Linked DNA regions of Homo sapiens: region 2 is linked to region 1. The links are chromatin loops, found by intact Hi-C in ENCODE. Cell type or tissue: PC-9. All regions are shown on one strand. Links, peaks and the distances in the headings refer to the core of each region. The heading gives the core; the rest is flanking DNA. Region 1 has its middle 9.1 kb from the start of KCNA2. Region 2 has its middle 13 kb from the start of PROK1.

Region 1 (2,873 bases), core at 374-2,873:
GAATTATCCTTCTTGAAGCTTTCACTCAGGCGTCCCACCTGTGGCCATAGAGAGCAATTCTTCCTCCCCTCCCCTGCACCTTGCAGAGATCAGCACTTTACAAAGTTGAAAACAGTGGCGAGGAGCTCCATGGCTTCTCTTCTTTGAGGTCATTATTCCCAGGTCCTCAACTCTTCCTTATATGCTGTGGCTTGAGGTCTTGCACTACCCTGGCCATCCTCGGAAGTTTTCTAACTTCAAAGTGGGCCATGTATCAAAGTCTCCAGAGGAGAACACTTTGACCCTAGTGTGGCCCAGTTATCCCAGAAGTGCAGACAGTATCACTGTTTTTGCTTCATAAAAGTAGCCTAACACAGGTTGACTCCCTAGTGTCTGCGTTATGTGGCTGAATTAGCTGGGCCTGAAGGTTACTCTAAGCCCCACGTCCTTCTTCTCTCCCTTTTATGGCCTTTGGTCAATAGAGAAGAGGAATAGAACAGAAAAACAAGAAGCAAGTTGATATCATGGAAAGGCCCTTGGCCTGCCAGTTTCTGTCCTGACTTTATTACCAGGTGACCTTGTAAGTCACTTCCCCTCTTTGGGCCCCAGTTTCTTCATCTGTAAAATGGGAAAGCTGGGCTACTTCTTATTCTATGATTCGTTCTTCAACTTTACCTGGCTGAGGAATGGGAGCCTTAAGCAGATGAATGCATATACCTCCTTTATCTCCACTGGCACCATGGGTCCTCCTACTGTCACTATTTTGCTGAGAGGACATCAAGGCTCAGAGGTCATAGGACCTGCTCAAGGTTGCATGGCTCTAGTAAGTGGCAGAGCTGGGATTCCAGCCCAGACTTTGCTGATCCCCACATCAACCGTTACCCCAACACATGTCACTGCCTGTTTAAAAGGGAGAAAGGACTTTCAAAGATGCCAAATCATTTTGAAAACGAATCCTGCAAACATTCCAAACAGTGCAAACCTGATGCTCAGTGCATCTTAATGATGTTCTCTGAGTCCAAGAAGGGTCATTACAAAGGGAACACAGGGAATCTTTGACTCTGAGGCCTTGCAGAAAGGGGCTGAAATTGCAGTGAGGAGTTTCCTGAAGTTCAACCTGAGGAAAATGACTGGCCCTACTGGAAGTTTCATGGCCTAAGGCACCCAAAGGCGACCTGTAAGATCACAGCAGGGCCCGCCTGCCACACACCACTTACCTAGGGCCTTACCTGAATGCTAAGGAAGTAGAATTAGAGGCATGAAAGACTAGGTAGAAAACAGTTGGATAAAAAAACGTGTTTGTTGAATGGAGTAAACTCTTGTGTGGACAGGCAGTGGGGCTTGCCCTGGGAACTCAAATCTGAGGCTCTGGAGTGACTCAGCCTCTCTGGCTCAAGTATTTTTATTTTTATTTCAAACATACATATTTTCTGAATTGATTAAAAGAACAAAACATCCTAAGTCCCCTACTCCCAAACTCTCCTGCTATGAGGAGGTTGAAGGTGGTCACTAGAATGGGGCTATTAGAAAGATTTTCTTTGCCACCAGATGTTCCGCTCCTGATCTTCCTTAAAGGCAATCCCTTGGCACTACTTGTTAGTGTCAGCAACAGTGATGCTTTGGTGCTTCGATCGACCCAAGTCTTTGAAGCAGGGGAGGGAAAGGTAGACAAGTGAGGAGGTGGCTAAATCATCCTGGCATTCCTGGTGTTGCAGAACCAACGTGTATCTAGAAGAGTACAGGGAAGATGACTTAGGAGTGGAAGAGAGCCTGGGGCACAAACGACAGCTAGGAGGAGGGACAGAGGGTCGGGGCGCCTGGGGAGGAGAACCTCTGTGGTTTCCTGTCCCTCTCACACTCGCAACCAGGAGTCTTGGGATGCTTGCTGTTCACCTGAAATTCTAGGCTCATCCAACAGTGCCACCCAATGGCCACATGGGTGCAGGGACGTGCCTAAGGAAGTGGAAACCAGATGGGAGGAGAAAAGAGCCTCACCAATTCAGAAAAAGAGAGACCTGAGTTTCTTTCTGCCTTGAGGATGTGGTATAGGGCTCTCCAGGGGTCTTTGGACCTGGGCAGAGCCATGCTTTAAGGGTTCTGCATGCCTCAAAGGAATTCCTCTCTTCTCTGAACTCTGGCCATTAGAATCTGCTGGGTTAAATCAGGGACTCTGTAACCTGCAGATCCCCAAGTCAGCCTGGAGAGATGGGGCATCTGTAGCCCCTGGCCCAGGCTTCACTTCCTGAGATGATGAGGGGCTGGCAATGCAGCCCCACCCCCACCCCCACCACCCAGGTTCATCTAGTCAGGGTCAGGGGCCGTGGCAGTTGTCAGGTCAGCTCTGTGGGACAGCGGGGTAGAGGGTGGAAGTCAGAATGTGGAGTGACTTCATAGGGGGCTGCGCATCACTTCCCTTCTCTTCCAGCTGCACCTTTCCAAAGTCCAGGAGCTTTCAGGAAATAAGAAAAAGTTCTTTCTTTAAGAAACATGGGACCCCAGAGTTAGATCATAAATAAGCCAGCATGGTTCCTAAGGAAAAAACAACAGAGCCTGGGAACAACCGAGCCAGGGTCTAACTGAAACTCTCCAGGCTATGTGAGAAGGATAATTCCTAACAGAGGCAGGTGCTATGTTCACTCCCATTCAACAGTTACAGAAACAAGCTTGGTGAGGCTGAGTGGCTTGCCTGTAGCCACATAGCCAGCAGCTGGGTGCAAAAGGCAGGAGCTGAGTCATGGTCTGTCCTCTAGCCCCGGCTCTAAACCAGGCATCGAGCCAAGCACTGTGGGGGACACACAGAGCGTGGCACAGAGGAGGTGCTTGATAAATACTAGTTCCTTCCCTAGAAGGATGGATAAGGAAGCAGAATTGTCAACAATTGACTCTAACCCAAG
Region 2 (2,907 bases), core at 283-2,782, 150 kb before region 1:
CCAAACTGTGTATTTCTTTGCTAATGTACCAAATAAGGCATTTGTTATATGTGGTTTTCTACCCCAAACATCTTTTACACCAATGGCATACTAAACTGTTTTCAATTTAGATGATTAAAGAAACTGCCTATGAGCAGAACAAAAGCACTATACTGTGCACTCTGCAGTCTGGGGTTTCAGTTTCCTGGGACTGCATCTTAAGATGAGTGCAAGGAATTTTTGTTTTCCACTGGAGGGCACTGCCCACCCTGGTGGGAACAGAGAGATCCCTATGTAGTGGCTGAGTTATCTGGCACAGGCCTTAACTGGCTCTGAGTCTTCTATTGACTGCAGGGATGTTTTGTGCCCCCTTTAGAACTACACCCTGGACAGCTGACCCTGACAAGGAATAAGGTTGAAAGATGGGTTGCCACCTCTTGCTCCAACCCTGGTTGGGGCCATGGCTAGACTCAGAAGCCCAAAGCCACAGAATCACTGAGGTGAACAACTTTAGGTGAACGAAAGAGTCAGCTTCCCTGCTGAGGTTTTCCATCCCATATTTATGACAAAGGGCTCTGCTGGGGCCTGCACACAGCCATGGTCTGCAGCCACACCCTAGGTCCCTGCCACTCTGCTGTGTCCTGTCCCAGTTCTCTGCTCACCTGAGGGGCAGTGCTTGGGTCTTGGGAAGACCACTTGGTCCAGGTCACAGGAAGGATATGATTTATGGTCCTTTTGTCCAAAAGATCCTTTCCTGTCTCAGCCCCCTGCCTACTCGATAGACTCTGCTGCGCGTCAGTCACAGACATATTTGTTTCTGTGTACCTTGGGAGAAAAACACGAGTGTGGTTCTCAAAAGGATTCGGAGCTCCTGCGGGGGCTGGCCTGGTACAGGGCAGGAAAATATTCTGGGTCTAGTGAGGACAGAGGGGCCTTTATTTGGGAGCTGAAGATTAATGAGGAGGATTAACTGGATCTAAACAGAGAGAAACACTGGTGTGAGTAAGAAGACGTGGGCACATTTCTGACGGAGACGAGTCATGGAGGAGCCTGTGAAATTCTGTCTCAAAGCTAAACCCCAAAGATTAAGTAAACAAATATGTCAAATGGCAGCTTGACATGTTCTTGTTATTTTACATTTTGCTCGATTGGCATTTCTCATCAAATTAGCGGCAAAGCTCCCTTATGTTTCCTGACGGGGGGTTAGCACAGTGGTTCACTGCACAGACTGCCTGAGTTCGAACCCTAGTTTGGATGCTTACTAGAGACTTTGGACCCAAAGTTACTAAACCTCTCAGTACCTCAGTTTCCCCATCTGTACAATGGCAATAATAAAAATAGCACCTACGTGTTGTAACCAGCACACCACACTAGCATTACCTGGAGGGATCTCTTCAGTGAGGTAAACCAATAAGATGTCCAGGAAGGAACGAACAATCTTTTCTCGGATGTGCTTCAATTCCCCAGAAGCTGAACATGGTAGGAAGAAATCAGTTTGTTCAGATCATGTTCTGTTATTATCTTGAAGTTTAGAAGCACAGGTTTATGTAGGCAGAGCTCAATAACAGCTCCATTTGGGAACACAGATACACAAATCTTATCTAAGTACTTCTTAATACCTTGCTTAAACATATGAGTCACTGTTTCACAGTAAAATGGAATGTTTGCTCAATATGGGCTATGATCTTAATACTGTGCTATTCTTTTTTTTTTTTTGGTAGAAAAAGCATAAGGAGAGTGGGCTTTGAAGTCTGTCCTGGCTCCTCTCAGATTGTGTCCAAATCAAACCTCCCAAACCATGTGTGTTCCCTGAGACAGGCCTCACTGTTGCTGCGACTCCCTTCTAGAAGGAGGCAGTGCTAGGGAATGTTGCTCACCCCCTAGACCACCAGTTCCCAAGCACCAAAGGAAGACGTTACTGCCAAGCACCAAAGGAAGACTCTGCTTCTGTGGGGCCTTCAACAAGCCCCTCTACAGCTTGGACTCTGATGCAGGTGCTCCTTGTACCTCCCACTCCCAGAGAAACACTACCCTAACCCATCACCCCAACCTTTGAAGGAAATCAGTTAAACAAATAATGAAAATTCTACTTTTCTTTCCAAGTGGCAGAGAGGCTAGTTTCCATTAGGAGAAGTTCCAGCTAAGATAGAGGGTAGTCTTCATGCTAAAGCAAGGACTAGCAAGCCCGGGAGAGGGAGGAAGAAGGGTGTGTGTGCGCACCTGGGTCTGTGCCCATCCAGAATTAGGTTTCAAAGGGGGAACTATTGTGCCTGTGAAAACCTGAGTCATCAAAGTGCAAAGGGGGAAAAAGAATACAGAGAGGAGCAGTTGCGCAGGAGAGAGAGGAGGTCCCTTGAAAGGCAGTCATTTCCGTGCACTTTAAGGCAAACAGCTGGGCCCCCACCTGGACTCTGGAAAGCCTTGCAGGTGAGGAGGCTGAGCTGGCTGCTCTGAGGCCCAGACCAGGAGGCAACATGTGTTCTACATACACACTCCCTGGACCCATCTGGGGCTCAGCTGGGAAGGGATGAGACAAGGACCTGGGCTGCCAGATGCAATGCTCAGGGTCTCCAGGGGGTGTCAGAGAGTCAGGGCAACAGAAGGCGGGGCCCAGGACCCTCTCCTGGGAGCTGCCCCACTGCAGGAGCTGCTGGGGGTGGTATCTTAGTAGCAGTAGCCCCATGGGCAGAGGCAGCCTGCAGCTTACTGTCAGCGTGAGGGGAGGACAATGAGACATTTGAGAGCCTGCAGTGTCAGGCTGGCCATGCCTGGTCTCATTAGCCTTCAAGAAGGGGCCTGAGAAGAGGCTCTGGTGCAGGCCCAGGGAGGTAGGGTCAGAGGAAAGAGCCTGTGAGGGGTCTCAGGGGAGCTAAGCACCCACGGGAATTTGGCCCCAGCCAGGGAAAGATGAGAGAGAGGGTTCTTGCC

What was found. Hi-C counts contacts between places; a loop is a spot of excess contacts. Peaks named below come from ENCODE experiments on the same cell type or tissue, not always from the same donor. Only the 100,000 strongest peaks of a DNase experiment are listed, where the experiment ranks them.
Region 2: it touches region 1 in a loop (15-fold over the local background); 3 of 110 quality-filtered maps call a loop at or near these places.

The regions. Positions count from the first base shown.
Region 1 is chr1:110,614,038-110,616,910 of GRCh38, forward strand. It overlaps a transcript of KCNA2 not described here. Among named protein-coding and RNA genes, the nearest start is that of KCNA2, 9.1 kb to the left of the region's middle. In PC-9, for the core only: CTCF peaks have their summits at 1,914 (motif pointing left) and 2,122; a DNase peak (open chromatin) is centred at 1,894.
Region 2 is chr1:110,462,920-110,465,826 of GRCh38, forward strand. No RefSeq gene overlaps it. Among named protein-coding and RNA genes, the nearest start is that of PROK1, 13 kb to the left of the region's middle. In PC-9, for the core only: no CTCF peak of the experiment used is centred there; DNase peaks (open chromatin) are centred at 1,032 and 1,622; H3K4me3 peaks cover 320 bases; H3K27ac peaks cover 1,586 bases.